Linked DNA regions of Mus musculus: all the other regions are linked to region 1. A link is a loop called in an ENCODE intact Hi-C map of the cell type or tissue named here. Cell type or tissue: heart. All regions are shown on one strand.

What was found. A loop is a pair of places that touch in the nucleus more often than their neighbours do. Peaks named below come from ENCODE experiments on the same cell type or tissue, not always from the same donor. Only the 100,000 strongest peaks of a DNase experiment are listed, where the experiment ranks them.
Region 2: a loop joins it to region 1, with 1.8 times the contacts of the local background. A loop is called at or near these places in 4 of 42 quality-filtered maps.
Region 3: it touches region 1 in a loop (2.1-fold over the local background); 5 of 42 quality-filtered maps call a loop at or near these places.
Region 4: a loop joins it to region 1, with 2.7 times the contacts of the local background. A loop is called at or near these places in 7 of 42 quality-filtered maps.

The regions. Positions count from the first base shown.
Region 1 is chr15:7,130,759-7,138,758 of GRCm38, reverse strand. All of the region lies in intron 1 of Lifr (LIF receptor alpha), which reads right to left. Among named protein-coding and RNA genes, the nearest start is that of Lifr, 5.2 kb to the right of the region's middle. In heart, CTCF peaks have their summits at 4,158 (motif pointing left) and 5,791; DNase peaks (open chromatin) are centred at 1,008, 1,628, 4,008 and 5,798; H3K4me3 peaks cover 754 bases; H3K27ac peaks cover 233 bases.
Region 2 is chr15:7,181,166-7,189,165 of GRCm38, reverse strand. It overlaps Lifr (LIF receptor alpha), which reads right to left. Exons shown (of 20, transcript NM_001358593.1): 14 at 7,134-7,313; 15 at 4,348-4,449; 16 at 3,433-3,600; 17 at 2,139-2,300; 18 at 998-1,091. Among named protein-coding and RNA genes, the nearest start is that of Lifr, 56 kb to the right of the region's middle. In heart, a CTCF peak has its summit at 3,888 (motif pointing right); a DNase peak (open chromatin) is centred at 5,967; H3K27ac peaks cover 731 bases.
Region 3 is chr15:6,698,928-6,706,927 of GRCm38, reverse strand. No RefSeq gene overlaps it. Among named protein-coding and RNA genes, the nearest start is that of Rictor, 5.5 kb to the left of the region's middle. In heart, a CTCF peak has its summit at 4,574; no DNase peak of the experiment used is centred here.
Region 4 is chr15:7,200,540-7,208,539 of GRCm38, reverse strand. It overlaps Egflam (EGF-like, fibronectin type III and laminin G domains), which reads left to right. Exons shown (of 22, transcript NM_178748.6): 21 at 1-38; 22 at 738-2,420. The coding sequence ends at 892. Among named protein-coding and RNA genes, the nearest start is that of Lifr, 75 kb to the right of the region's middle. In heart, no CTCF peak of the experiment used is centred here; DNase peaks (open chromatin) are centred at 2,179, 2,779, 4,419 and 6,849; H3K27ac peaks cover 4,761 bases.

The DNA.
Region 1 (8,000 bases):
TTACCTGCTATAAGGTGGAACGTTCCAGAACAGAGTCCTCTGTGATCCCATTGATCCTGGCCTTGAGAGCAGTGTTGCTCCATCCTACACTCAGCCAACAGTCTCCGTGCCAACACGGCCCAGCTGCCGCCTAGGCACCATCGCACACAGGCCTTGCCTCTCACTAGGAGAAATTCTGCAGAGTGACCTGACCCCTAAGAGAAGCACGCTACTGCTAGTTCCGGCGGAGGAGTGGGACCGTAGTGGGCTGTGGGAAGCGATGCCATAGATAGGAGCGTGACATATAAAACGTGGATCTTGCTTGTGTCCCCTACCTATGTCTATGACTTCCCATGGGGGGGCATGCTGTCCACAACTCAAGACGTTGTGTTCTTTTATTTAGCTATATGAGGAAATGGAATGTAAAGTCGGCATTTGTCACAAAGGTACCTTTTGTGACGACTGACTCTCCACTTTCATCATAGAACCTGTCATGTTCATACTGCAGACCCACAAAGCGTATGCTGTCTTCAACGGTTACTGAGGGTAAAATATTTGTCTTTGCACCGTTCATGAGAGCTAGTGCAGTTGCACGTACTCTCGGGTGCAGGTCTCACTGCCCTTGTCTCCTGGGAAGATGCATGCTGGAATTTCTCACTCAGAAGATGCATAAACGCCATGCCTCCTAGATTTATGAGGGAGGGCCTGGCAATTTTACGAAAAGATAAAATTTCAAAACGGCATGAGGTCTCCCTCGCAGTGGCAGGAGTGTGCCCTTCACAGAAGGTGCAATAGCAGTTTCCAGCCCAGAAGCCTAAGAAAAGTGTCACCCAACTTCAATAAAAGTCATCTGTAAATGTCAACACGGTGACGTCACCGAGCTGCTGCTCACCCAGCGGGTCGAACAAGTGGACGGCAGTGTTTGTGTTCACTGGAAAGTAACATCACGTGCTTTCTTCTGAAAGGACAGGACAGGAGGCCAGGATCTGCAGCTTGCTACCTTACCTCAGTGACCTCCTGGCTTCGCAGTGCCGTGGTTGTTCCTGTGTGTTGTTGCACGGGCAAGGTCACCTGTACCTGGGGCACCGTGGCCTATGCAGTACTGGTAACACAGACACACCCATCACTGACTGAGTCAGACAGACCTAACCTTGAGGAATGTACGGCTGGACTACTCAAGACAACAACAGAAGGAAGCAAAAATGTCTTTAAAACAAACAAACAAAAAAAAAAGAAACAAAAAAAACAAAAAACAAACAAACAAAAAAAAACAAGCACTAGCAACAAAGAGTATTTGCATCTAAGTGGGCGAAAGCCGGTGTCAGCAAGCCCACCGACCTGAGTTCAATCCCTAGAACCGTAATGGTGGAAGGAGAAAGGCCTCTCCTGGGAGTTGGCCTCCGACCTCGGCTTGTACATACTCACGCACAAATACATGGATGGTTTTTCTTTTAAAACCTCAAATCACTTCCCAATGGCCAGGAGCAATGCTGTGTCAGGATGCCCTGAAATTTTCAAGACCCACGAAATTGATCTAGCAATCTAGAACTCCTCTACTGTTCAGGGCGCCCAGTGTCCGTCATCCCAGCAGCTCAGGCAGGGTATGTTTAGCCAGCCTTCTCTGCCGCTAAGCACCCACACAACAGGGACCGAAACAGACGCGGAACTTACTCAAGTTCACACAACCACTGGGAACGGAAATGCAACTTCCTCCCCGGCCCCTACACTGTACCACATGCTTTTTAGATATTGGGAATTCTGGGGGGGCTGGGGGGGTGGCTGCTAAAAGCAACAGAGCTATTGATGTTGCACACAGAATTCATCTCAGCTAGCGTCTAGACAGTAATCTTGGGGTCATCCTACACAGTGTCACAGAGCTGATCACATGTATGCATGTGCACGCTCGCTGCAAAGACAACACCTAGATGAATGACCCTACATAGGCCTCTTGGTCATCTGGCTTGACAAATGGTAAATTTGGTGCAGCTCCACCAGTGGGCATCCCCTGCAGCACTGTCCCTTCATTACTCATGAAAACCATAACCAATTCCTATTACTGAGCACGGAAGCTGTTTCCACTGGGGAACAGGTGTTTTAAGAAGTTACAAGGAGCCGGGTGTGGTGGCACACGCCTTTAATCCCAGCACTCAGGAGGCAGAGGCAGGCGGATTTCTGAGTTCGAGGCCAGCCTGGACTACAAAGTGAGTTCTAGGACAGCCAGGGCTACACAGAGAAACCCTGTCTAGACACCCCCCCCCCCCCCCGGCCAAAGAAGTTACAAGGATAGCTTTGTCAAATTGCAGGGGTGGTTTTGATATGTGCATGGTAGTGGAGCAGCCTTCAGCATCTGCAGACAGCTTTTCCCCCTGATCTCCCTTCCTGGTTCTGATACGTGGCACATTTTTGAGGCTTTTGATGAGTAATGCAAAATTGCCCTCCTGGAAAGTTACCACAATTCAAACATCCGCCAGGCATCTCGAAGCGACAATTTCCAGAGCCTGTGGGGGCTTTGTGAGATTTGATTTCAAATATCCAAATTCCAACGAGCCCATAAAGTTCTGAAATTGTGAAATCACTTGACTGATAAGACACATGTGGAAGAAAGGCAATTCAAGGCACTGTTTGATCTCAAAAGTAAATACTGTTTCAAGCATCAAAGATAAAAGGTTAAGGATACCAGGAATTAGGGAGTTTACAAGGTGACTCCTGGAAAATTCAATGCCTGGTCAGTAAGGGACCAGATGCAGCCACACCTGCCAAATTTGGCCAGTGCTAGAGCTAGGAGTTTGGGTTTCAAAAGTAGCACTCTCTATTTTTTTTAAATGAGAAATTATATATTCATCCATATTATATAAACACACTCTCACAGATAATGTGCCCATCGGACAATTGGAATTCTTTTAGGTATGTATTTACTTAACAAAATATGGGGCACCTGCTGTGGGCGGAACTCAGTGCCAGTGGTAAGATGACACACGGAAGCCCACAGTGGCGAACCCCTCAGGGAGATGCTCCTCTAGACAGAACTCAGACTCTTTCAGGTAACAGTCAGTCCAAGAAGGGTCAGGATGCTGGTCAGTCCTCAGTGACTGTCCCCAGGCAAATCGTGGCATCCCTGGGTCTCAGTTTCTTTACATATTAAACTCCAGAAGCTGACTTGGGGATCCGAAAGGGCCCTCTGACTCTCAAGCTCCACGCTGTGGCTAGGTTGTTTGAATCCTCAATTTTTTTTAAAGATTTATTTCTTATTATATGTAAGTACACTGTAGCTGTCTTCAGACACAGCAGAAGAGGGAGTCAGATCTCATTACGGATGGTTGTGAGCCACCATGTGGTTGCTGGGATTTGAACTCAGGACCTTTGGAAGAGCAGTCGGGTGCTCTTACCTGCTGAGCCATCTCACCAGCCCCTGAATCCTCAATTTTATGTTTTCCTAAGAGCTTACATTTTCATCTCCCTCTGTATCTTGCACACGCTCTCCCCTAAAACTGTTTTTGTTTGTTTGTTTGTTTGTTGTTTTTACCACAGTAAAACTGCTGATCATGGTACCTTCAAGGAGTAAGCATGGGGTAAAGTTCCAGTCAGATAACTTACATTCCCGCTTTAACTGTTTCTTTGGAGAAGTTTCTCAAATGTTCACGCCTTACTCACTTTTATGCTCTAAAGGCCCGAAGAAGGGCCTCCAGAAGCTGACTTGGGGATCCGAAAGGGCCCTCTGACTCTCAAGCTCCACGCTGTGGCTAGGTTGTTTGAATCCTCAATTTTTTAAAAAGATTTATTTCTTATTATATTTAAGTACACTGGGGCCTCCAGGCCTGCTGCGTGCAAACAGCTGGCATCTTGTCATCACGCCCTAATGTCCACAGTGGCCCTCAAACAGCCCCAGAGGTTACAGCATGTAAGTGTGGGCCACGGTCTCACCTTCATCCTACCACCACCAGGGCTCAGCCAACTCACAAGGTTCTGTCCACAGGACAATTACAACCCATCTGCCCCGTTAGCGTTTTCTAATGTTAGAAGCAGGGAAGTACTTCTGTCAGCACTTGTTATTTTCCACCAGATGTTCCTGCTACCACCGTGTCAACTGTCCTTGGATCTAAGAACTTCTTACAGAAGTGTGTGCTTCGGGGATGAAGGCTTAACCCAGACACACACGGACCTTCAGAAAGAAATATTGCCCCCTAGTGGCCCTTCAAGATACCACCACATAACAAGATTATGCTCGATTCTAGACATGAATGCTAATTCCAACTTATTCAGCCTTAGAAGCCAAAAGAATGAAGGAGAGCCAAAAACTTCCCACCGTGCAAAAGTACATTAGAAACCAAAAACATACGCCAAAAATTCCTCCTCACCTCCCAACACTGAGTGGGCAAGGCTTGCGAGCACCACCTTCAGCCTGCGTCAGCAGGGGCAGTGCAAGTGTCTAGAAGGAACACATGCAGCATTACTCAAGACAATGTATGACAACTGGAATTCCTGCCTTTCTGCAACCTGTACAGGGACTGCAAAGGACCTGCTTGAGAGTGCTTGCATTTCTAAACATCGAAACTCCCTACAATGCCTCGCTGGCTTCAGCTACTTGCGGGAAGTGAGACTGAAAAGGACCAAGACTACTCTGCTCACAAAGGAGGTGTGGAAGAACCCATTGTTTTCTCAGTGTCTGCACTGCCTGTGTCACGCCGAGCTGGGGGATACAATTATCTTACGTGGAAACAAGTTACTACCATCAGGTATCAACAGTCAGAATAGGAAATTAGAAAGAGAGAGACGGAGGGAGACAGACGGACAGACAGACAGAAGGAAGGGAAAGAAAGAAAGAAAGAAAGAAAGAGAGAGAGAGAGGAGGGAGACAGACAGAGAGAGAGAGAGGGAGAGAAAGAAAGAAAGAGAGAGAAGAGGGAGACAGAGAGAGAGAGAGAGAGAGAGAGAGAGAGAGAGATCAAGCTCACATTCTGCAAGATCACGGAACTCCTAATACAGAACAGGGGCCCAACAGTCAATCACCAGAGACAAGACTCTTATCGCACAGCTCTAACAATTGCTTGGCATGAAACTCCTTTCCCAAACTTTCAATTAATATAAAGGAACATATATTTAGAATAACAAACAGATTAGGAGTTGGGAAGAGGAAATACCACAAGTTCCTGCTATTTCCCAAAATAGAGCAGGCACACACACATTTCTTCTGTGAGAACAACATACCTGAGCTTGGCACAGCTCATTGGTCAGTCGCAAGCCCGAAGAACCAAAACATCACATTAAGAAAAAAAAAATTTAAAAAAAAAAAAGCATCTGAATTATTCACTCCCATGTAAATGGCTGCTCCATTGAAATCAAAAGTGAAAATTTGGGCTATCTCTTGGAAATCACTATGACTTACTAAAAGGGGCTGTGTTGTGTTTTGTTTTGTTTTTAATACTTCCGACTTGAATTTCATGGCAGAAGGATGAGATTTAAGGCAACAATCTGAGAGTGTGTTAACTGTAACACACATGGTAAGGCCTAGAGCCTAGGTGGAGAACTCAGATAACAGACTCCGAAGAATTCTGACCAAAAATCAGGCAAGATTATTTCTTAAGGTTTTTCTTTATTTGCTCATCTACTCAACAAATAATGCAGGACGGAGGTGCAGCCTTGGCTGTGCGTGCCACAGGAAACAGCAAGCCCTGTCCCTGAACTCCTGGAGCCAGCATGGAGGAATTCTTCCACCCTCTTCTCCATGCGCAGCACCCCAATCCAAGCACATGCCCGCAGCCTGCCCCTCTCCCCAGTAGTAGCATAGCACCGTGGTGGCCCTATGGCGCCGCCTGGATGTTGATTCGTGCAGTGCCCTCTACCTGAGCTACACTTCCCCTTTCTCCAGAATCATACACTGCTCAGCTCCTACCAATCTACCCTAGGGAGGCTTCTCGGGCCACAGGCAGCAGTCTTCAGGGCGACCCTATCCACCTCAGCCACGCCCCTCTCTACCTCAGCCACGCCCCTCTCAGCCACGCCCCTCTGCCAGGGCAGGGTAGGTTCGTTTCCCTGGTCCTTAACCGGATACCATCTTTCTTCACTGCTCTCTCACGTTTTTAATCCATCTCCACAATTCAGATGGAAACTCATGACAGCCAGTCTGTTTGTCCCGTATAAGCTGGATCTCAGTTTCCCGAAAATTGCCTGGAATATTAACAGAAGACTGATAAACACCTATTTATGAAGAACAAATATGGACCAGTGTTAACAACACTTTTGTATTGACACCACAATGTTAGGTCCCAAAGAAAACAAAGACCATATTCTAAATGCTAAGAGTGGATTGGATTTTAATTAGATTTTTAAAGGTTCCTCACAGCTTATAGAAGGAGGAGGAAGAGGAGGGGATTGGAAGGGGAGAAGCGAGAAGACGAAGAAGAGGAAGAGCCTCCACATAGGATCACATAAGGCTACATAATGCATTGTGCTCAAATGCTAGCATTAGCGAGGCCTAACCTCTACAATTTATTCTGCTTCCAAAATCACTCTTAAGAGATGCCAAGGACAAATACTTTCTCTAACAATGAAGGTGTAAAAGCAATTTATTCACATTAAAGTAGAAGCCAGTGGTGATCAACCACAGAAACACAGACTTTATCCTAATGAGAAGCAAATTTTCTGGAACACACACACAAAAAAAAAAAAAAAAAAAACTCCCCTGCCTTCAATTTAATAATAGGTATAAGCCTTCACTGCATATTCAAAAACATTTAAACTCTTAGGATTTTTTTTTTAAAGACAGGATCTCATAATATAGCCCTGGCTTGGAACTCAGTACGGAGCCTAGGCTGGCATAGAACTCACAGACATCCACCTGCCCCTGCCTCAGGAGTCATGGGATTAAAGGCTCCACACAGGGCCTGGTGGATTATTCTTGTAAGTGCACAGTTTTACTTTGTTTTGTCATTAGGAGGATGACTTTAGGTCCTGGCCATCATAGCTCTCATTTCACAGCAAAGATGCCACAAATCCCCATGGGTCACTTTGGAGTCATTAAATCAGAGAATGTGCACTGGGCAGAGCTGCCTCCACTTCCTGCAATGTGAGGACGCAACTTTGGGGCCCTGGGAATAACTGAAACCCACTTAAAAGCCTCAAAAAGAAAAGTGCTTTACAACAACCTCACAGCAAGATATCAGAAGACTATACCTGTGAAGAAAGAGAACCTTAAGTAAAATATGGCTTATCCTTAAAGGAGTTCTCAGATGTTGTGTCAGAGGGAGAGGGAGGTGGCTCCCTCGGGGGATGGAGGGATGGGGGTGGGAAGAACACTGGAGACTGTCTGGACTTAGGACTTCATGGGGAGGCAAAGAGCTGGTACAGAACAGGGCATGCGACTATCCCAGCCAGCAGAAAGACAAAAAAGAGCAAAATGCTACCAAGCATTGGGCTACATTCGGAGAGAGAAAAGAGCCAGAAAGCTGGTGCTTACTGATGCTAAGGGAGTGGTAGGAGAGAGATGTGCCCTTTACTCTGAACTACGTAACCAGTGGATTTTCTCTAATGTGAAGAGGTGCCCCACAAATTAATATGGTAACGTCTTCACACCATCACTACACTATTCCTAACACAGTCCCCCCAAAAATGAGTCTTCCGTAGCAAAAGTTTTTAAAACTCAGGAAATAATTCATTTGGTTTTAAAAGCACAGTCCTCGGTCCTCATTCCCCAGAGGAGACTCCAAGTCTCCACTCACTGGAGCAGAGCAGCCTGTGATCTCACCTCTCACAAGGCAAACACACCTCAGCTCAACTCTGGCCTGAGAGCAAACAGCAGCTCCGGCCTCCTTGACAATACGCCTCCTATTGAAACTGAGCTTAAGGTTCCTCATGGATGCCTCCAAATGAACACAGTTTCCACCTGGTTGGAAGAAGGAAAGTCAGGGAGAGAAAGAAAAGAGCACAGTCCAGTGTTTTTTAAAAGCACAGGCTATGCTGAGATTTGCTTCCCTCTGCCAGTCTCACCCGAGGAGCCTCTGCTCCTAGTGGAGTATGACTTCAGA
Region 2 (8,000 bases), 50 kb before region 1:
GGTTATTCTATTTGTGTATTACTCCTTTCATTTGGAAGCCAGGAATCTTCAAAACTGTCACTAACGATGGCATTTTAAAGAAAGTGGAGCCCTTTCTGTGATGACTGCAGCCAGTTTGTCCTGTCCTAGTCAGGACAGTTCCTGGCAGTCACCCCAGAGCCCACTGCTCTCCTATGAACCCCTAACCCCACTCACACCTCTCCCCCCCCCCTCACTTTGCCCAATTATACAGTGCCTCCAGTTTCAGAGTCTACCTGAAACCACTCTCTCTAGAACGTTCTCTACCCGAAGCCCTGTTACCCTCCAGGGCTCTCCCCAGGGCAGCCTTCCTGCTTCCTCTTCCTTCCCTGTAAGCATGTTTATGCTTCCCTGGCATGCCCTCTCTCTCTCTCTCTCTCTCTCTCTCGCTCTCTCTCTCTGGCTCGCTCGCTCTTGCTCTCGCTCTGCTGGGAGACTCCCAAGGACCAGGCTTGCTTTATTCACAACTATAACCTCTTTCTCACGGAAGGAGCATTCATAAGAAATAAACATATGAACAAAAAAACCAGGTCTAATAGGCCATTAGGACCCATCTAGATCATTAACTTGGATATAAACTTGCAGATAGCCATGGTCAATTTATCTTTGAAGGGGTGTGGGGTGGGGAGAGGTAGAGGTGTGAGTGTGGCTAGGGGTTCATAGGAGAGCAGTGGGCTCTGGGGTGACTGCCAGGAACTGTCCTGGCTAGGACAGGACAAAATGGCTGCAGTCATCACAGAAAGGGCTCCACTTTCTTTAAAATGCCATTTACTGGGATAAATTATTAGTAAAGACAGTAGGGAGAATGACGGCTTTTACTCTTTGAGTTCTTAAATATTTTCAATAAAATGTTATTTCTTACTTGATATTGAAAGTCAACCTTCTAAGTTAAAAAAAAAAAATGTCCGACATGCATAACATGACTGCACAATGAGGCTTGTAAAAACAAGAGGGTGAATACACACACAGGAACCATTACCATTCTCGCTTCCGATAGCAAAGGATGCTCGTTACCACGCCAACAATGACAGCCACAGCCACTGGGATGAGGATGGCAATAATCAATCCCACAGCTGAAAAGAAACAGTTATCAACATTGAAAATCACCACCGGATGTATGGAGTCCACAAGACATTTATTATCTGAAGAGACAAAACTCTAACTGATCTAGGGCCACCAACACTGGAGTATGATTACTCAATCCTGCCACTGGTGACATATAGGCAAGCTCTCTCTGGTGTGAGGAGGGGCAGGGAGGGCTGCCCTGTGCGCTCTGGTGTGGAGGCTTAGCCACATCCGGTTTCTAACCATGAGATGCCAGCAGCACTCCAGTTATGACAGTCAGGAACATCACCAGACATTGCCAAGTTGTCTTCGATGGGGCAGCATCACGTCCAGTTGCAACACTGTTTTAATGCCTCACGGCCTCTTGGCCCTGTGCTCCAGACCTGGACAAGGACTCCATTCTGGTGGAGGGGAAGCCCGAAGCCAAACTGAAGCTTTCTCCCGGTGAAGGACAGCAAAGGCTACCACCCTTGTCTACTGCCATCTCAGACTTAACAAGTGTGGTCTTACTGAAGGTTAGAGAGCGACTGTCTCTTACGCAATTCCCTAGACCTATTAAAATCAAACTAGTGTGGAAAATATTTAAACTGCATTAAAAAAAATCCCAACTATGCATTTAGGGTTGTAGATTTGGGGTGCATCCCTAAATTGATTAATTTCTTACATACTTATAGGGAAATAATTGACAGCAAAAACAAAAAAAGTTCTCTCATAGCCTTTGACAGTCCGCTCTTCCTGACATAAAAAAGCAATGAACTGTGAAACCTTACAACAGTGGTCCGCAACCTGCGGCCTGCGGCCTATCTGGCCAACTTCTATCTCCCAAAATATTAACGTTACAATTCATAACAGTAGCAACATTACAGTTATGAAGTAGCAATGAAAAGGATTTTGTGGTTGGGGGATCACCACAACATGAGGACCTGTATTAAAGGGGTGCATCACTGGGAAGGTTGAGAATCACGGGCCTGGAGCTTGGAACAAAGATGTCCCCAGATGCTAAGGACACTATCGCTCCAGTGGCAAAGGTGTTTCTAGGGCCGTGTTGAACTTACAGTTTTCCTTGGTCACCACAAACATGCTCTTCTCTGGGCCCAGACCACCATGTGTATAGGCTCGCAGGACCAGATGGTAACTGGTTTTACCCTGAAGGTCAGCAATCCTCAGTGTCTTCTGGGATATGTCAGTGATGTTCTTTAGCTTGATGTCAGAATGATCTAAAGCAAAGGATAATCTCACTCACCCTGAGGTCACTTTAAACTCGGGGATGAGACCCTGAGGGAGAACACCTTGCTGCTGCCCACGCCCAACCAAAGCTCCGGGGCCACATTCAAGTTCTTCCCCCACCAGTCAAACCATCTAACTACTCCCAACTCTGGCTTCTCTGACTCTGTAGGGGATGTGGCATCCTGTAAAATTTTCATGTACATTTGTTAGAACAATGCCTGGCATACAGCAGGCACTCCATAAAAATCACTTCCCTGTCTGTGACTAAGGGAAAACTCTGATACTCCTCCCTGCCCAAGGTATTTAACCTCAGGCCCACCCTGAGAAGGGGGTATGGTTTCACTCATCCACTTTCAGCCATGACAATAAACGTCTTAAAACCGTGGACTGCCTCTTTCCATCAGGATCCGCTGTGGGGAGACACGGTGATGGCCTTCACCTATGGAGCCTCTGTCTAATCTCCCGCAGAAGGCCTCTCTGCACTCCTAGCCATGGTCACCTCCAAGCCACCGCCAAGCCAAGCCCAGGTCTTCCACGGCTCCCAGCGGCACCTGGGTGTCAGAGAGACTGGGAACCTGGTGGCTCCAGACTCCTTGCAGGCCCAGGGACCCCAGAGCCAGCTCTGGATGTCCTACACCTCATACTCTGCTTACCCAGCCCCAGAGCGGTGACCTCGGATTGGCTTCCCCATGGCCACCCAGGTGACAGCATAGGGTAAGTGTGGTCAACTCCTGCATCATCCTGCCTCCCAGAGTGTCCTGGGACCCATTAACCCTACAGTTTGCCACCATTTTGATTCCAGATCATAACTGGGGCTCTGAACCCATTTTTTGCCTCTTTGGTTATTAGATATAAAACCACATTAAAAAATAAATAATATCATATGGTGTGGTTCATGTAACACTAGTAAGAAGTGGCCACCATTCTGTGGGGCTTATAAAGATTCTAACTAAATAAGCGATTTTGACTTTGAAAGAATTTACGTTCTATTTATTGTATTCTCTGAGATAGTTCTGGAAACTGTGCTCAGCTGTGCAGCAGCCCCTCTGCTCTTATGTGGCCAGTGGAAGTCTGTCTGTCTGTCTTTACACAGCACTAGAACCCAGGCGGTCATTTACTCACGTGGCTCCAAGCTCCTCGTCTTGGGCGTATCTCTCTCTCCTTTCTGAAAGTAAAATAAATACCCTCTTAGGAAGCCTCGGAGCTCTTCCACGGGGATGTCGTCCCATTTCACTAATATCGAGTCTGCCGACGTATCTTCCACGGTGAAATTTGGCGCGACAATGGGAGCTGTCAAAACAAGCAGTCAAGGGCTGAAGGGCAGGGGAGTGAGTGCTCCCGAGACTTCTGGCTTTAGAAACACCTAATCTTGGAATTAAGCTGTGCTTTTTACTCAAGCATGAATTCCTCTGATGATTGAACAACTCTACGCTAATAACCAGGCGGAGCTCAGGGAGGAATCACAGCCTTTACACAGACAGGCATCCAGGGGATAACCTGTGCCGCATGTATGGTTTTTTAAAAAGATTTATTTATTTATTTTATACATATGAGTATGCCACCATTGCTCTCTTCAGACACACCAGAAGAGGGCACCAGACCCCATTACAGATGGTTGTGAGTCACCATGTGGTTGCTGGGAATTGAACTCAGGACCTCTGGAAGAGCAGTCGGTGCCATCTCTCCAGCCCCCCATGTGCCGCATATTTTAAGTGACCGCTCAAACAGACTTCAGGGATACTCCCCTCTCTGGTGTTAGGCCTGGATACATTTCCAAGTTTTTAAGCTTCTGTAAACACAAATCAAGTACGACAGCCATGATATAACTTCCTCAGTGTCAAGACTGAAACTGTGAAATCAACAAGCAGGTGGAGACAAGTGACTAACAATTTTGATAAATTTGTGATAGGAATTATTTTATCTTCTTTGATCTAACCAACTAAATTCGGTATGTTCTAGAGCGTGACCCCTGCTACTTGCCTATTTACACGGTCTTGTGTTAGCCAAACTTTAAGAGAACTCAGACATTTAACTTACCCAGTTCTTCTACGTATCCAATTATGGAACGTAACAGTTGGTATCCCTGGTTAGTGCACCCATAGAGGTAAAAGTTGTATCTTACTCCTGGCTGAAACTGATCTGTAGGATAAACAAATCAGTGGACTTTCATCAGTCTATGTGGGTAAAGCAAGAACATTTATCTTAGAAGCATAAAATTTATAACATGCTAAAATTTCCAAAGCTAGCTACAGATCTATTATAAAAATATATTGTTTTTTTTTTTCAAATTTGGCAAACATTTAGGAGTACTCAGCAAACCACGAACATCTTCACGTCTATAGTAATGAAAAGATCACAGGATGACGTTTCTTTGAAGAGACAAAGGTAGCTGAGGCTGACATCTTATTCCTACTTCCCAGGCACCACCGTGTGGTCAGCACGGTCATGGTGCTTTCGCTCATCTATGTGCCATCATTTTGGGGATGGACAGAAACGCATGTTTCCCCTAGTCCCAGCACTAGAAACCCTGCTCAGCTCAAAGCTTTGGGACACAGGAACCAGGCCTTCATCGCTTGCTTCCCTTTATAATGTACACTGAGTGACGGACACACAAGACGTGTCTCAAGTTTTTTTTAATTACTTTTTTAGGTTAGCACACAAAGTAGTGAGTTTTATCATAGCATCTCCATATGGATGTCCTTACTCTCCAGTCCTTTACCACCCCCTTCCTTGTGTGCCCCCCATATCCCCACTTCTAGATGATTCTCTTTCTTCAATTCCTAAAGCACCTTTTAATGTCTCATCAAATCTGTAAGACAAGACTTGAGAAACAAGGAAACACACGAAGAGCCCTTCTCATCCCGGAGAAGCTGGCCAAGCCTGGGGGAAGACACGGGGCGAGGGCAGCCATGGGTCTCGGGTAGTAAGCACCGGATACAAAGAGAAGTACTGATCAGTTCTAAGATTGGAAAGAGCTCCTCCAAGTGCTCTCTAAGAGGACGGAGGAGGAGAAAGCAGGAGGAGGCAAGGCCTTCGTGAGGCCCTAACAGTGCAGCAGGCATCTGTTTCTGGATGGGACATATTCCTGTGTGGCTAATACAGTGCTTCTTTAAGCCACACGCCCAAAGAACACCTGAACCCCAGAGGCCCAAGTGAGATAGATGGTCAGCCTCAGAAGTCTAAAGGAAACCCGAGCTTCTGTCGCTAGCTAACTTTTCTCCCTACACTATTTTTTCTAAAGTGTTCACTCAGTGCTTCCAGGTACTAAGTAAATACTGATGGTAAGTCCAACTCAGCTAAGTGCATTCAATTTTGTGCCTTCCTTCCCTGGGGGGGCTGGGGAGGGGAGATATACTCGAGGCTATGGTTTTATATTGCATGTGAACCCATACCTTGTTTTATGTTAAAATTACAGATTATCAATATTGAATCGAGTATGTCACAAAGGGGCCTGCTGGGTGATGCAGAGAGAACGGAGGGCTGAAGGAGAGGAAGACTGCATCGAGAGATGAACAAGGGAAGGGATCAGCACAGAAGCTCAGCAGGGAATACCAAGATCCCCAGCTTTCCCAGGCCCCGAGTAGCGTTCAATTCTGGCACCACTGCCTCCTAACTCTGTGACCTTTCCCAAGTCCTCTGTGTCTTTGTTTTTCTCAGCTACCACAGAGAGCCTGCTCACGCACAGTGGCAGCTATTACAGCAGCTTCTCCCCTTCCTGAGGGATCTCAGTCACAACTTGTTCTCCCAGAAACACTGCCTGTGTCGCCCTGTCCAAGGGCACCCTACTTGTTCTGCAAGCCCAAGTGGGAGAGACCACAGGCTCAGCCAAATCAGTCCCACAGGAAAGGACTTGAGAGTAGGCGTAGGGAAGAGAAAGATGGAGGTGACCAGAGGAGAAAGGGGGCAAGAGAGGACCGCCACCACCTTAGTCAACTGCAGAAGTGCTCTTACAGAGGGAAAGATAGCTGAGCCCATCGTGGTTAATCGCCAAGTGCAATCCTTCACCCTTTAACAGCAGAAACAGCAAATGACCAGAACCTGTCTTAGCGAGGGAAGCCACTGAGGGCCCTTTACCCTCCAGCTTGCTTCACCAACACAGAAGGAAGACCTAGTAGCTGATGTCTCTAGAAGTATCGTGACCTACAGGCCCACTACTGGCTCAAGAAAAACCCCAAAGGCGTAGGCTCACACTGATTCTGTAGAAGGCATGGCGGCCCTGCAGGGAGGGAAGCAGCCACTTCCAAAGGAGAAACACGGTTGCTCTGAGGATCCAAACCTCACTGGGTGCCACATGGGTCAGGCTGCACCGTCAATGGTGGCTCACTTGCTAAGGCTCACAGGCTCACGGGCAGACCTGTGCTCGATCGCAAAGCTGAAGACATCCCATGCCCACTTCCATTGAGTTTCCCTGGTCCTCATATTAGGGAACTGTTGGTGGTGGCTTTGAGGCCTCAAGGACCCAAGTCCTGGACACACTAATGCGAGAGGGCATTGACTGCACTGACTTGGTTGTACAGAAGTGCGTTCCCAAACTGTGTCATCTTTGACTCCCATTGAAGCCTATTTTATCAAAATGCCACCACTTATACATTCCCTAGCATTTCAGAGCCCGGTGTGTGGAAACACACCTTTCATTTCTGCAGAAGAAGCAGACAGATCTCTGAGTTTGAGGACCTATCTCAACAAAAACCCTACACTCAGATACAAATCTATGCTGCTCTCTCTGATGATCTATCAGAGTAGATGACCACACAGAGAGGAAGTCACCTCTGTGTGGCTTTTCAAAAGCCCCTTAAAGGCCTCAGAGAGCCACGGATTCTTACCAGACTCTATGACAGTCTCCGTGCTGTTTGAAGGAACCTTTCTCCAGTCCAGGAGGCAGGGCTCAGACCGAGATGAGTTGCACCATTTAATTACGTAGTCACAAGTCATGTTGGGGTCGTGACGCCAGGTGAGGAAGATCCTGTTTCCTAGCCCCACCGCTTGCTCTACTGTGATGTCGTCTTCAGCAAGAAAAGAAAGATATTTTATTGACAGTCAAAGCAATACCAGAAGGCAAGCCTCAAGAAAATGGGCAGTAGTTACTGAAGTTATTTCGCTGTACACAAACTTTAAAACAGTGGTTAAACTAGGTAGCAATGTTTAGCAAAGAAATAATACTCTCTTATTGGAATAACTATAGCATCTACCTTTATTCAGAAGCTGAGGAGAAAATATAGACGCTTCTAGAATCTGGTAGACACATAGTAGGATCTAGACTGGTTCTGGAGTGTTCAGCATAGCTATGTGGAGGAAGAACCAGGGGACAACTAACTCTTGCTCTCCCCATCCAAGGTGAGCAGAGCTCCTGAGAGAGGGAGAGGCAGAGCACATGCAGATGGAGCATCCAAAACTGAAGAGCTGAGCATCTCCTTTCCAGGACCCCTGCATCCAGCGCCCAAATGCTGGGGGAGTGAGGGGAATGCAGAAGGGCTGACAAGGCCATGCCATGAGGTGAGGTGAGCAGTGTGGGCAGAGGCATTTCCCAGACACCATGAGATACTGGGGTGGAGGTGCACCCCCTGGGGAGTGAGAATAGGCACTGCTTGGCTGTGGGAGGTTTGCTTGTCTGTTCTGCTGGACCTGGGCCTGACAGATAGGTGAGGATGCAGGTGAGGCATGGGGACCAGAGTGGAGGACAGCCCAGCATG
Region 3 (8,000 bases), 430 kb after region 1:
ACTATTCCCCTTTCAATTGTGGGATCATGCCTGCATATTTTCTTCTTGCTTGGTCACCTACAACCAATAGTTGTGGTTGGACTTTTAACCAATAGTCGATCTATGACAGTTGTAGAAGCAACAAAAGTTTTTAAAAGAAAAATAAAGAAACACCAGGAAAATAAACTTGAATTGCTGCTCTCTTGGGGTACTACCCCATATCTCAGGATGAAGTCTGCATTCTGGCATCTGCTGCCCTGTTGCACTTAGCTTTAAGGATCTAACACAATTACAGTGCTTTAAAGAAATATTCCCTGACACTATCAGCACAAGCCTTGATAAACAACAAAATTGCTTCCTTTTTATATAGCTTCCAAGTCTCTATGGAAGTTATTTATTCTATTTCCTGCCTTAGATGAAGACCACAAAGCTGGAGGTCTGGCCAGAACATGAAAAAGTTTATCTTTCATCCCTCCACACATCACAATCACTAAAAACAAAATAAATTAGTAGAAATCTGTCCATAAAATGCTAGCAGATTGTCAAATGGTCCTTCTGGTGCTAATGTCCATCCTCGCCTGTTTTAAGTCATTTCCTAGCCTGATGTAAGTTCCTTTAAGTTCCAGGCTTTCTTTAAAGTGAGTACAATTGACTGACTTTAAGTTAGTAGAGGAACTTGCGAGTCTTTCATCTTCATAACTGTGTGTCCTTATTTGAAGACCACTATTTATTTATTCCATCTCTTCCAGGAGGGGGAAAACACACATCATTTTCAATCTAGCCATCATTGTTTGTTTTCTTCCGTTTCTATTTCAGGGAATTGGGTTCTCCACATTTGCTCTTAAAGTGGGTGGCTTTCTGACCAAAAGAACAAAAGACACTCATCTAGGGATGAGGACTTTAGACATAATAAACATTGTACAGTATGCAAAGTTATGCTTGAGTTTTAAATGATGTCAATCATAATTGGCCCCAGAACACAAGATACTTATTAAGAAAAACATAAATAAAAAGCCTGGTTATTTTCTGTGATGTGATGTGTGTTACAAATCTCCCTTGAGACCCGTCCTCCCCTCATTTGTTTTCGCCTGCCCAGAAGACTTGCTTCTCTAATTTGATTGTGGCTCTAACCTAGCCACTGTGGATATGACTTCCTCTTCTTAGTTCTCATTTCCCAGTCAGCTTTCAGTTACTGTGTCAATGAATCTTTTTTTTCTAATACTAGTCATTGATAAAAAAAAAGTTACGTGAGAGGGAGTCCAAGAGCACACCTCTGACTGACAGCTCAGTTGGCTTTGCAGATGCCATGACTTCAGTGCTGGTCGCCAGCTGCTTCAATCCCCCGTCCTGCTACACACAGTTGATAATCCTGAAACTGTATTTTATCAGTTCGAGGCACAGCTGTAATGTTGAACAGAAACAAAAGCCTCCTTGCCAAAGTCTTGGTTCCCTTTAGTCTATCTGCCTTGCTACATAGGCCAAATGGAGATAAAACAAACTGAAAACCACAAGGTTCGGGGAGACCTTCTCTTGGTAACTTGTCTTTGTCATCAAGCCACACATTTACTACCTAGATAAAGGCCATTAAAATGACAGACGATGGAGTCAGTGAGACCGATGATACCACCCTTCTCCCACTGGAATGTGAAGTTCCATCTTTGATCACATCAAAACAAAGTTAGATTTAAGGAGGATTTAAGCACTTTGAGGATTTCTTTACATTTTGTTCTGTCCAAAAATAATTATTTGAGTTTTATTTTAAATAATTTTGTAAGGTATAAAGGCCCCTGCATAAATAGTTTTAAATGAAGAATAAACTTATGCTAATGAAAGAGAAATATCTGTACATTCATAACAGCATCCAGAAGCATGTATGCTATGGTATCAGTTGTGGTTTGGGGCTGTTAGAAATGTGAGTGATGTGTTTCCTTGTTTTTCTCAGTTTATTTTAAAAAACAAAATTTTAGTTGGATAATCTTTTGTAAGGAAAACTAGAGAAATTTTCCTGGCTATTTTAAAGTCAAATCACAAATACTTGTATATAATACTAATTTTGTAATCACTGAACATATCAAAATTATTTTTGTATCACTGTTATTAAAAGGGAAAAGAGTCAAATATGTATCACAATGCATACATATATTTACCATTTTATTAAGTTAAAACATAAAGATGAAATAAAAATATTAAAAGTCACTGCTTTACTAGTGGAAGAGATAGTAATTATAGAACCAAGATATGCTTAATTTTTTCCTGTATTTCTTATTGAATCTTGTGATATAGCAATTCAAAAGTCTGCTTCTAGAAACACAAATTAATAAAAATAAAATCTCACAACAATTAAAGCAAATAGCGAGGAACCACACCACTGCCTTCAGTTTTTAAACTTCTATCCTACAGTTCCATTAAGACTGACCAAGATTTGAAAAATTAATTTTACTAATAAATGTCCATTTTTTTTACCACTTTCCCCAGAAAACTAGAAGATAGAACATTTAGAAAATTTCAGTGAAAACTAACAACATGCTTTCGGAACAATTCACCTGAAAGATGCTTACACAGATAGGAAAATTCTATTTCCAACTTTTGAAAAAATGAAAATATAAAAATCTGTGTGGCCGTACTTAAATTTTAATCGTTTTTAGAAGGAAAAATCACAGCACTGTGAAACTGAAATGTTCTTGCCTTACCCCACGTCTGTTGAAAGTCATGATGTGCTCAGTTATTGACACCACGTTTTTCCCAGAGGAGAAAGAGAACGTTTTAAGAATCTGGTGGGTAGCATGCCTTGGGGAGCTACTTACTTGCCATCGAAGGACAAAGAGTGCCAAATAGTTGCTCTCTTCTCATCTTAAACTGTGAAGAAATTGCAGCATCCGGAAGGTTTTGTTTCTAGAAAATGATTAGAGGTTAAAGCATCTCTCTTTGAATCTTGTTTTCAAATCTCACTTTCAGGAGGAGCTTTCGTGGCTCCCCTGGAGCACTGCTCTTATGAAGGAAGTTGTTTGGTGATAAGGACACATATTCTTTGATATCTTTTTACTTTGGTGGCATGGGGCTGGGACAAGGAATTACTTGGAAATTTTAGTACTGAAGAGAATTTAGCTGATCTCATAAGAAGGCGTGTTTGGAAGCACCAATATGCTTCTGGCCGACTGCACGGAAAAAAAAAAAACAAAAAACTTCCATAATTGCTATATATTTTCTGCCCTGGTTTACCAATGGAGCTAAATTTTGGCTTCATCAACAGATCTTGTTTGTCCTTCTGTTTCAGCCAATTTTTCTTTTTCACCATAGCAGGAAATACCACTATAGTCCCTGAAGATAATTCTGTCTATGACTAGAAAGAAATGTCTCCTTTTGGAAAGTACTGAATTCAATAGCGTATAACTTCTAACATCACTAAAAGAATATGGCTATTATACTAATCTTTAAAAAATATTTTACTAAGCAGCCAGCTTTGTCGCATCAATGGCTAATGTTTCCTGGGGGCAGTTTATACTTCAGATCTCAGGAATAGTGGGTAATGGGTGTAAACTCCTGTTTCACATAATGCTAATAATTTCTGTCTTTAGACACAACATCTAGTTGTACCATTGTTGCTTTTGTTTTCTTATAAGAAAACCCTGAAAATGCTAGAATCAGAACCATCAGATCTCTCAGACTCTGGATAATTTGTGCTTTGCTTTCGTTATTCTGTTATATACACACGTAGTTTCTTTGCAAGACTTTTTTTTTTTTTTTTTTGGATAGGTTCTATGTAGCTCAGGCTGGCTTTGCACCTGCAATACTTCTGTCCCAGCCTCTTGAGCGCTGGAATGGCAGGCATGGACCATCACATCTGGCTCTGGAAGACTGTGTTTAGACCATGTGTACATTTTGTGATGTATAGTTTAAAACATCCTCCTTAAATTCATTTAGCTTGGTATATAGTCATAAGCTAAGGGGGAAGGCCGCTCTGGGAACTCCTGGGATCTGTAGAATCCCAATTCTTCCGTCCCTCGGGATGCTGTGTATAGACTTAGCCTGCTGACCAAATGCCAGGTAAATTGTGGATCTTTACACTATCAATAGACTGTCTTCCGATCTTGGAGAAAGGAGTCTTCAAAAAAAACCTCCTCAAGGGCTGCAGAGATGGCTCCGTGGTTAAGAGCACTGACTGCTCTTCCAGAGGTCTTGAGTTCAATTCCTACCAACCATATGGTGGCTCACAACCATCCAGAGATCCCTCCGTGTCTGAAGACAGTGACAGTGTACTCAAATACAAAAAATAAATAAGTCCTTAACAACAACAAAAACAAACAAACAAACAAACAAAAGTCCTCCACTACAAAGCATAAAACCAAAATAAGAGACCTAGGAGATTCAAGATGTATATCTCAGTGGTACAGTCCTTGCTTGGGAAGTAAAAAGCCTGTGGTTGATCTTCAGTAGGGACAGTAAAATCAGAATAAAGAACAGGAAACGTGGTGAGTGGTATTACTCTAGGGATAAATGCCACAGGCACAGCAGAGAGAAGACTAAGGTAATATCCAAGGTTGGAGAGCCAGTATCAGGAGGTGGACCAAACTGAGCCCAGCTTGGTTGCGCCCCCTGCCCTCCATCAGCAGCAACTACAAGTTCTTTTGGGAGAAAAGTCTAGCATGTACTGGAAAATGGAATCATGATCCAATAAAGAATACTTTATATTATCAAAATCACAGGGAACTGTCACCACTACTAAGAATCAGAAGACAAAACTGATGGAACTCTATAATTTCTGGGAAAATTTATACTTAAATTGAGTGATACTTGGACTTTAGGTAGTGACTATCAGAAACAGAATAGAAAATGCCCATTGTACGGTGGAATGATTTTTTTGACCATGTCTCCGTGATACTGTGACCTTGGGGTAAAAGAAACAAAGAGAATGCCACATTCTCTCTGGCATTCTCCCTGGGATCTTTAATATATATATATATACACACACACACACATATAAATATATATATATAACACAAAGTTGTGAGAACTAACACAACAGCGGTAACCCCTGACTAGGAACTGAAATGACTGAGTTCAGCTGTGTTAGATGAACAGAGTACCAGAAATGAGGGGCACCTACTGTGCTTAGAAATTTGCACATGGGTCTCTTGTTTATTTACTGAAATTTAAAGTTTTAACAACCTTCGGGCAGGGCTCTGGGAAGCTTTGAATATTTTACTATTATCTATGGTTTTGAGGGGTTTTTAATATCTAATGTCACGGCATATTAAGAGGAGAGGAGGTAAATTGCCATGTTAAAAAGAAGAATTTGTTCTAAAGAAGCAACATTTAATGATTTCTTGTCTCCGTGGAAAATGATATGGTTTATTTTTCTTTTTTTTTTTTTTTTAAACAAGACAGGGTTTCTTTGTGCAGCCCTGGCTGTCCTGGAACTGGCTCTCTGTCGACCAGGATGTCTTTGAACTCAGACTCTGCCTCTTAGTGGTGGGATTAAAGGTGTGCACCACCATTGCCTGGCATTTTTATTTAATTTTTCCGTGTGTGTGTGTCTGTCTGTCTGCATGTCTGGGTCCATGTGAGTGTATGCACTTATAACTGTGCAGCAAGTGCCGCTATGTGCCACCCCCCCCACACCCCAGCCCTATAGTCTTGCGCGCGCTCGACTCGACCAGCAAGAACGACGCTGCAACAGGATCCTTCTGCACACGTTTATTGGGAGAGCTTGATTGCAGAGGCGAAAAGACTTCGAGCCCAGAGCTGGTGCTGCTTTTATAGGCCTAGGAGAGGCGTGTCTCATACCCGGATTGGTTATGCACTAAGCCTCATTTGCATGTTCCTCATCTGATTGGCTACTCTCTCTCAGTACCTTACAGAACCTCATTATCATACCTCATTTGCATGTCTCACATCTGATTGGTTATACTCTCAGTACCTTACAGAACCTCATTATCATACCTCATTTGCATGTCTCACATCTGATTGGTTATACTCTCAGTACCTTACAGAACCTCATTATCATGCCTGGGCCAGGCAGTGTTTTTGCAAAAAACTTTCCTGCATATGTACACATTGGTTGTTTGTCCAATCTTATACGTGGTGGCCAGCAGTAGTCAGTGCCACTCAGCAACGGCACATGTGGCCTCCCACATCTCCCCCTGTTTGTTTTAATAAAATGAGGCTGGACTAGGCCTGTGCAATTATGCCCATCCGCCGTGGCTCCTGTTTTAGGTCGTTCCTCTAATGTCACAGCCTTACCCGTCATAGGGTAACCCTATCGCCACCGGGCCCCATGTCTTAGGTTGGACTGTGCACGAGGAAAGTTGCCCGTCTCTGGATACCGCAGTGCTGTGTGACAATAACTGCTAAATGACCTAGGGCGAACTCTGCAAAAGAGGCCAGCCAAAAAATGAATTAGTGGTGAAATCATGATCACTCTATCGCTTGCAATGAGGAAACCTCAGTGATGTGCAAGGGCTGATCAATGATCGTTGAGTCTCTCTCATCTCAGTGTCGTGGAGTGCAAGAGCAGAGAACTCAGATGCCAACTAATTCTTGAGCATGGATAACCAAATTTCAGGGGAGGAGCCGTTTTCAATAGCTAAAAGTGCCTGAGTTATAATCACCTTGTCACGTTTTTGTTGGGTTCTGAATTTGCATACCAACCAGAGCATGAACGCCAGTCCACAGCATATGGCAGCACCAAACAAAATCACTCCCACCCATTCCTTAAAGTAAGAAAAAGCAGAAGTAAACCAAGAGGTAAAGTCTCCGAGGGTCACTGGTTCCACTCTGGTCCCATTAAGGTTCAGGATCTGCATCTGCAGTCTCGCCTGCAACCTCTCCAGCTCCTGCGACCAGTTCCCCTTCAGGTAATTCGATAGGTCTGTACTTTTAATAAAAGAATTATTAATATACTTATTGGGAGTAATGCACACATGCGATGTGGATGCCACACAACTCATTTGTATGACATCCATCATCCGTTCCATATTATGTTGTAAAATATCCACTCTCTGATTCACTAACATTAACCCTGAGGCGATATGAGAATCCACCTTTTGCAGGGTAAGCAATGCTTCAGAGGATTTTTCTGCTATCTGACTTATGGTGTCAGCAGTATTAACTTGATGGGCCATAGCAGTTCCTGCAGTAACTGCTGATGCCGCGGACACCACAATGGCTGTAACAATGGCAGCTGTGATTCCAAAACCTCTCTTTTGCCGAATAAGACTCGTTATTGGGAACTTCTCTGGATCTGCCTCAACAGGCACAGGGACAAAGATTGGTAGATGAACCACTAAGGCTAAGAATTTGGTTCCATTCCAGCATTGCGTCAAAAAACAAGTAACATTTGTACAATCTAACCATTCTGTATTATTTTGAAATTCAGCCAATATAAAGAAAAATGGAGGATTGACACAAACTTCTACTGGAGAAGTAGTCATATTTTTGATAATTCTATTAGTTGTCACATTATCTAAATGAGTAGAGGTATTGGAAAGAGTGGCAGAAACATTCAATATCTCATGAAAGGTTCCAGTCAGCAATGCAAAGGCTGACAGACTGGTACTAGCACCTGCCTCATTGCTTAAAATCCATTGGTAATATGGCCAAATATTTTCTTTCCCTGTAGCATCTCCTTTATCGCTCATTATAGCAAAATCTAGTGGGGGTGACAAAACAAAACCCTTTGCTATTTCTTTTCGAGGAAAAATTTTTGATTGACAAGGTGAAAAAACTATAGGAAATGCGAGGTCCGGATGACACCAAGGCATGCTGCGTATAGCAGTAGCATTGCCAACAGGCCATCGTGATCTTTTGGGAATGGTCACCTTTCCCTTTATCATAATAGTGGTGATGTTTATAGGTGAAGTTATATTATTTTCAACATCACCTGAGCCTGATTGCACTCCTTGAGCAACTTGCGTTAAAGCATTAAACAACACTCCAGAGCTCACCTTATTTTGGCTAATGGGATCTGCCCAATTAGAGATAATCTTTTTCTTTAAAAATATACAGGGTGTAAAAGGTTTATC
Region 4 (8,000 bases), 70 kb before region 1:
GATGCGGCAGCTTAACATCAACGGTGCTCTGTACGTGGGTAAGTGACCTTGACCGAAGCTTAATCTGTCAGGCCTTTCCTCCTTTCCCTCATTAGAGCTTTATTTGTTGTCCCGGGGCTGTCTACTCCACAGGGTCAGTCATATACCTGGGAATCAGGAAGCCGTCCAAATCGTCCATTCTTCCATGTTCTGAACTTCTGACTCATGGCTGAGGTGGCAGGAAGGGACTCACTCACATTGCTTTTGTGCTCTGGAGTGATCCATCAGGAAAAAAAACCCCACACTTTTGTGTGTGTGTGTGTTTATAGACTAGGAACTTTCTAAATATAACCACATGAATTCTCTCTGAGGAAGGAGGATCCAGCTGTGTGTGTCCTCTCTCAGAATAGAATGAATAGGATTCCTATAAATGGCTAATAATCTACTACACAGACAAAACAAAAAGGGCATGAATTGGCACCTTTTGTGTTTTCTTATTGTTGACATCACGCAACATTTAAAAATCTGTTGGAGAACTATTTGGTTTTAAGGTTGTCGGCTGAGCCAGAAATCACACCTGAGATCAGCCTTTGTAGCCTGCGGAGGTAGAGTCAAACTGATCAAAATCCATCAACTGTGTGTGATGTACTCGACCCCCTGTCTCTAGCCAGGGGACACTCAAGCAGACCATAAAGGATCTCCAACAGGTGACTCCTCTTCTTGGTTCATTCTCTCTCCCCCTCTTTGCCTCCTTGCAGGTGGAATGAAGGAAATCGCTCTGCACACGAACAGACAATACCTGCGAGGCCTTGTGGGCTGCATCTCCCATTTCACACTGTCCACCGATTACCACATTTCCCTCGTGGAAGACGCCGTGGATGGGAAGAACATCAACACTTGTGGGGCTAAGTAACACCAGCTGACCTTGCCCAAGGGACATAGCCTCTATCCTGCAATCACAGAGGCCCGGAGACCCTGCCTGATGCTGCACTCAGAGGTCTTGAAATCAGGTGTGTTTACTTTCTCTGAGGAGGACAAAGTACACCCTGGTGAGAGCCAAGACTGAAGGCCCTGGGTGGCCTTCTCTGCTAACGCCCTGTGAACCGAACCCAATGGACTACTGTGGTTAGGAAGCATTGGACTTTGTTGTTCAACGTATAGAGTCTGAGAGAGATGATACGTCAGTGCAAGCTCTGGGAACTCTCTGCTGTAGCTCAATGGCTCTGTTGTGTTAACAAGAGTGAGAGCCAGACTGGATGAGAAAGAGTGAAAGAGCAAGAGAGAGAGAGAGACAAGACAGAGAGACAGAGAGACAGAGAGACCACCCCTCCAAATAGTATTAAAATATTTCTGCTCTTCCCTGACTTATGACACTAGCAGGAAGACTGGGCAACCCTGAACTTCATACTTCCAATCTCGGTCTATGGATTGTGTAGATTAACCCCTTCCATGCCCTGCTGGCTGACTCAATGTGCTCTGACTAGTCCATGGAAATAAATGTTGGGGGTAAATTAAACATAGAATAATAATCAGACTGTGGCATCCTTCCCCCAAGCTTTCCTCTAATGCAAATATTCTCTCTTTTTTTAATGATGCAGATCGAAGAAAGCGGGCCCCCTGATTTTGTAGCTGTACTTTTTGTATGTGACTATTTTTTATAGCTGCAGTCTGTCCACACCCATGGTGTGCTTTTTGAAAGTTAGTGGTTGATCCTAATTACGAAACACCTTCCTAATAGCTTTCTCACAATGGAGATGTGATCAGGCCATTTGTAGTGTCAGGGGAGCGGTAGCAAGTGACTAGGGTGGGCCATTGGGAGAAGGGACCATTCTCTTTTAGTATATGCTGACGGTTCAAGTGGATGAATATGATGCTGTCCAAAAGTGGAGAGATTAAAAGGAATGTATCACCGAGGTGGGTCATTACCGTTGTTATTTTAAGAGAGGGAAAGTGTGTAATAAATATGAATAAGGGAAAGAGGAAGAACTCATTCAGTCATTTGTGAAGGTGTGACTGATCCTGCAGAGGCCACATCTGCAAAGGGACAACAAGGTTACTAGAGAGTCGGATGTTGTGTGGGACCTAGGGCCATGTCCTCAGCAGGGTCTGAGGATCTGGGTCCGACAGAGAAGGGTGCTTTCTTCTTCTGTACCATGGTTCAGCTGTGCCCTGTGCTATGCATACACATGACTGCAGACAGCTGGCTCCCTGGCTGGTCCCCACAAGGACTTACTAAGGGAAAGGTGAGATGAATGTTGCCCCTCTAAGTGGAAGGAAATACGATCCAGCTCCTGGAAGAGCCTATAATTAGTCTCAGGCACGACTCTATTCTTGTTTGTGCAGCATCCATTCAGCAGAGACTTGAGCTTTGTGCAGAGCACAGTTTTTAGGCATATTAAGACGTCTAAGAGATGGCTAAATAAACCAGAGAGGTTTGCCCCACACTCCAGCCTTCTGCCTCTTACGTTTAGGAGCCTGTTTGGCAAGGAATCTTAGTAATCATAACAGACCCAGTGGTCGCCCTGTCCTGCCCATGCCACCCGGCAGTCTGAAAAAGAGGCATGGGGTAGAGTGTGAGCCCCACTACCTCCCAGTCACCCCTCACCCCAACACCTTCTCCTGGAGGCTCCCAGGGCCAGTACTTCCTATGATAAAATAAGAGTTGTTTTTGTAGCACATTTTGAACAGATCGCCTCTGGAAAAAAGATAATCATTGTGATTTTAGCAAAATATCCAGCTGAATGGAGGCCAGAGAATTGTCCTGCAGACCAGTTGTTGATCTACGCAAGTGTTATCCCGGGGAAGCGCAGTGACCCAGGGACGAGGGCCTGGGAGTGCGTGTTGATTCTGAAGCCGTGTCTGGGTGGGAAGGAAGCACATGGGGTTAAGGGGAGGTGGGGACAGTGGCACGGTCATGGAATGCAGGTGGGAAGGGGTGCGACAGGTGCAAAAGGGGTGAAGTAGAAGGACCCAGAGGGCAAGAAGCTTCAGAGTCTGAGTGGGAAGTAAGAGAGGATCACGACTCTGCCTCCTTTCTGTGGACAGAGCCCAGGCGCTGTGGAATGAGTTTATAGCAGATGTAATTACGAGGCTTAAGTCTTTAACCTCTAGCTGAGGGATTAGACCTCACTCTGTGCAAATGGGCAGGAGATCTGGGAAGAGCTCAGCCTGGACTTTGTAATGGGCTGCTTTCATCTCTAAGTGTAGCCATTATCTCTTGCCACAATAAGGACGGCCTAACTAACACCCACACCTCACCCGTGCCGGCGGTCGCTCCTGTGCCTTGAGTAGCCATCTTAGAGGCTCTACCGGCGTTGGTGGTCTTGACACGGTAGTTCTCCCGGTCTTTGCTGGAGGTTCCCATATGCAGAGTGACTGAGATGGGAAGGTAGCTTGGCTCTGCTCCATGTACCCCTCATCCTGCTGAGCCCAACTGGCTAGTTCTGGCACGCCTGTCTCATGACAGAGGAGGAGAGCTGGAGCACTAGAGAACAGTGCCAGGCTCCTGCACTAGTCCTCGGTTCAGCACTGCGTTGATGCCCTATTTCCCCTGCATCCCTGCGACATCTACAGAATTGAGGAACAAAGAAAAAGATTCTCTTCAATAGCAAAGAGGGGACTCTCGATAATGAGAGGACCTACTAAGGGAGTTACCATGGATACAAGAAAGGGTGAAAAAAAATCAGGACCATTAATGAGTCAGTCAGTCCACCCTAACAGATCATGTTATTGAAAGACGTGCCATAGAGGTAAGGTGCCCCCTGCCCCCATGACCACTGTCTTCTGCAGAAATATTGGGGCGGATGAGAATCGATCTACATGAGGCTATGAGAGACAGGCCAGGCTCAATGCAAGTAGTACTGGCCTGATCTATGGTAGCTGTGCTTTTCTGAGAAGGAACTAGAAGGGAACAGGACCTAAGGCCTGGTTTCGTGTGTCTGCTGTGGTGAGAGACAGGTTGAGAAGTCTGTCTGGGTTTCGGGCTGGGAAGAAGGTTCAGGGAGTGGTCAGGGAACTGGGGGTCCCTGTAATCTCATCTGAGGAGAAAGGGTTCTGTGAGCATCATCAGTTCCTGAAAAGCCCCCTTATCTGAATCTGAGAAAACTCCCGGGAGACTTCCACATGCTCTCCGAGGGGATGATGGGAACAGAGAGCTTTTTCTATTAAAGTCAACTTTAATAACCTTGAGTTCTCTAGGCCCACCTAGATCTCCCTGAGACAAGTCGATGGGGTTGTCTTTGTCCCTGCACTGCTCCCAGAGCCCTCTGTCAAGCTTGTTGGTCACAGCTCTGACCCGCTCCCTGTTCTCTGTTTTCTTGCCTGCCTTTCACTTCCTGGTCAGCACCATTTAGGCCTTGAGCTGCTCCAACACAAACAGGCCGCCTGGTTTCCACACACCAACTGCCCCCAGGTCCACAGCAATGGTCCTTTCCTTCCGATTCCCCTCCTCTGCTTTCCGACAGCTCTTCCCCTCCTCCCTTCCCCACCTCTCCAAGTGGGAGGAAGGATCTCGGACATATGCCCGGAGCTGGCGGGCTGAGTGCTTTCCACTTGGAGGAAATGCTGCATTTTTCACCTTTAACCCAGAAAAATATGGTTCTCAGAGATTTTGTTTTTAGCACTGAGAGTTCCCAAAGGAAGAAAAAGTGAGGAGCGGGGAGGAGGAGGGAAGGGGCATGGGGAGGGGAGGGGGAGGGGGCATCACAGCATCCTGACCACCAGCCCTTACCCCATTGGCTTCTCATCCTTGGGAGAGAATTGCCCAAGGGCAGCCTGTAGAGCCCCAGCAGCTGCTGCATACAGTGAGAGAATCACACTTGCAAGTGGAAAGAGGATACGTGGACTCACTCAGGGATCTGGACAAAGCATTATTAGCTGCTTTCCCATTCCTTCCTTAGCCTCTCAGCCTCCTCCAGCTTCTGCTGGGCCCAGGAATCAATAGTAGCTGCTCATGTGCTAGAAGTCAGTGAAGGCCTGGCCCCCCATGCCAGGACACTGGAGGAACAGAGGGAGGTTCGACAGCTCTCTGAGACTTTCACCCTGAGGGGTCCCAGAGGAACGACACACCAGCAAGAATCAAAACCTCAGTGCCAAGGGAGGATGTGCGTGCCTGTAGCCCAGTCCCACAGTGGGGTCTCAACCCTGAGGTTCTGTCTTTCAAATGTATTGTAATTGTGCATGCAAATAAAACAGATTAAACCAGGAAGAGCCTGACAGGCGAGGCCATGAAAGGCCACATTTGGAGGCTCCCAAGATGGCAGGCATTGGCGTTGGTTGGTACCAGGCTGTCCCCCGGAAGTTCTATATTACAAGTGACTACATGGAGGCCAGCATATGGCTACCCCAGTTTGAAAGTGCAGACTAGCTTCTGGGCTAAGTTGTCGGAGCGATCAATGTCCAAAGAATGCTTATGTATTTGATCTTAACAGTTGTGCCCCTAGGATGGCCAGAATGAGTAAATTTGTTTAGCTCAAGAAGATAGAAGCCATGCCAAAAGATAGGTGATGTCCTGGACAATCTTATGTCAGCTTGAAATGAGGTAGAGTCATTTAGGGAAAGGGAATCTCAACTGAGAAAATTACCACACTAGATTGGCCTGTGGGGGAGGGGAATATATATATATATATATATATATATATATATATATATATACACACACACACACACACACATATAGTTGTTTAAACTATATATGTGTGTGTGTGCGTGTGTGTACATCAAATCATCAAGCAATATACATATATATATACATGTGTGTAAATATATAATATACACACACATATATATGTATATTGATGATTTGATATAGGAAAGTACATCTTGACTGTAGACAGTGTCATTCCTGGACTGGTGGTCCTGGGTGCTGTAAGAAAGCAGGCCGATTAAGCCACGAGGATCCAGTGCACAAGCAGCACTCCTCCAGGGAGTTTCTTTAGTTTCTTCTTCAGTTTCTACATCCAGGTTCCTGGCTTGAATTCTTGCCCCGACTTCCCTGACTGAATAGACTTACAAGCTTTAAGATGGAATAAACCCTTTCTTCCCTGATTTGCTTCTGCTCACAGTGTTGGATCACAGCAACAGAAAAGTAGCTGTGATAGGTGACTTGTCTGAGGTCTCAGAGAGGGCATAACCCTGGCACGGCATTGGGAACAGGATCATAGGTTACACAGGGGCGTGCTGGGGCTTCCTGGCCTTCACTGTACTGAGCAAAGGCCTCAAGAGTCTCCTTGTCAGTGTGCTGTTACAGCTCTGTTGAGAGTGAATTCTTCCAGAGTTCTTCCACTGCAGGTGTAAAGAGATGAAACTGCTAGTTATGTGGGATTCGGGCCCCTCTACAGGCAGTTAGGTCTGGATTCAATTCGTTTCCCTCTTCTCCTTTGCCTTCAAGTCCAGAAATAGCCTCCAAAACTCAGGGGAGTTGTTTAAACTATTTCTGACTAAACGCTGATCCCTGGGCCCCTGACTTGTCTTGGCGAAACTGTGTGCTCCAAAGCAAGTCAGACAGCAGGCAACACCTCTCTGCCTCACCAACTTTAGCTGCTTTCCCTTGTTGAAACATCTTTGTCCTAGAAAGTCTGTGGTCCCTAGGAACTCTCATCCTTTCCTGGAAAGACAGAAAGGAACATCATGTCTTAGCATTTGGAGGAAGTCTCTTCTATTCATCTGTCTGGTTGTTCTGCTTTGTGTAAGATTCTAAGGGTGTTTGGAGGCACAGAAGGTTCCCAACACGTAGTGTGGTCTCCCCCTGTTGTCCCAGCTGTCCATCTCTAAGTGGGGGGCCCAGCCTGGGGCTGCAGCCTCCTTGGACAATATGATACTAAAGGGCTGCAGCTCTGACTTGGCTCTGCACAAGAGGTCTTGGATAGAAACATCTCCGAGAAGGAAGGCCAGGGAGGCTCAAGGAATTTGCCGTTTATACACATTTAATAACAAAAGTTAGGGGCACCAAGCCAGGGGATTAGCTGAGGAAAGCCCTGCTAGGAAGTTGGCTGAAGGAGAGCAGAGTCAGAGAAAATGAGTATCAGAACAGTGGGAGGAGAGGCCTTAGCCTAAGGGGGGTCACAGGGCCCCCTTGTGATGAACTCAGTGCCTGTGGCGGACATTCCATATTTTATCTGAACTCAGTGGGGGCGGGGGAGGTGTCAGAGAAAACTATGGGAAAGAGGTGTAAGATGGGGTACTGCTTAATAGACAATGTGCCCACTGGTTGCCCAGGGCACATTCACACGACCTCAGACATGAAAGAAATCTCTGTGATGGTTGGCTCCAGCCTGCTGATCAGGCTGGTGGGGTAACACCGCTTGCCAAGGATGGAGGACTCACCTGGTAATCTCTCTCTGTCTGGGCTGCAAACCAAGAGGAGTTTGTTTGGAGGCCTCAGGTTTTTGAGGGTTGGGGTTCTGCTAGGGCCTCAGTGAGCCTTGTTGCAGACCTCCCTCCACAGAACCTCATCAAACCATATTCATTTCCGAAACATTTCCTGGGAGCTTTTTCACAGGAAGCTGGTGAGAATATAAAACAGAACTCAAGACACCTGGGCAGTAGTGTTTTGAGACTCAGTATCCTCTCTAAGCTCACTGGTCACTCTATTCTTTCAAGGCGGGGAGACGCCATCTTTTACAGAAGGTCTTATCCTTCCTTGAGTATCTCCCTCATTCAGTTAGGCTCTCGGGGTACCAATGTTTTGTTAACTTTAAGTCCACTTATTGGTAACCTGAACACAAGAATAACGTTTTATTTATCCAGTTTGAGACAAGAACCGTGCAAGCCACAGGGCAAAAAATCCCAGGAGTTTCTTAAAATCCTGCCTGCTGATAACCATTTACTTTTACATACTAAGAATATCCTGTCTATTTGCCCAACTTCCCTAAACAATGAGTCAAAGGCTCATAGGATAGGGAAATTTTATATTCAGAGAGAAAAATCTATTTTAGACCTCCTATTTATAGTTCCTGAAAAAAACATTTTCTTTGAGGGTAAGGATGTATTGCCGATGACTGCATGTCCAGGGAGGAGCACAG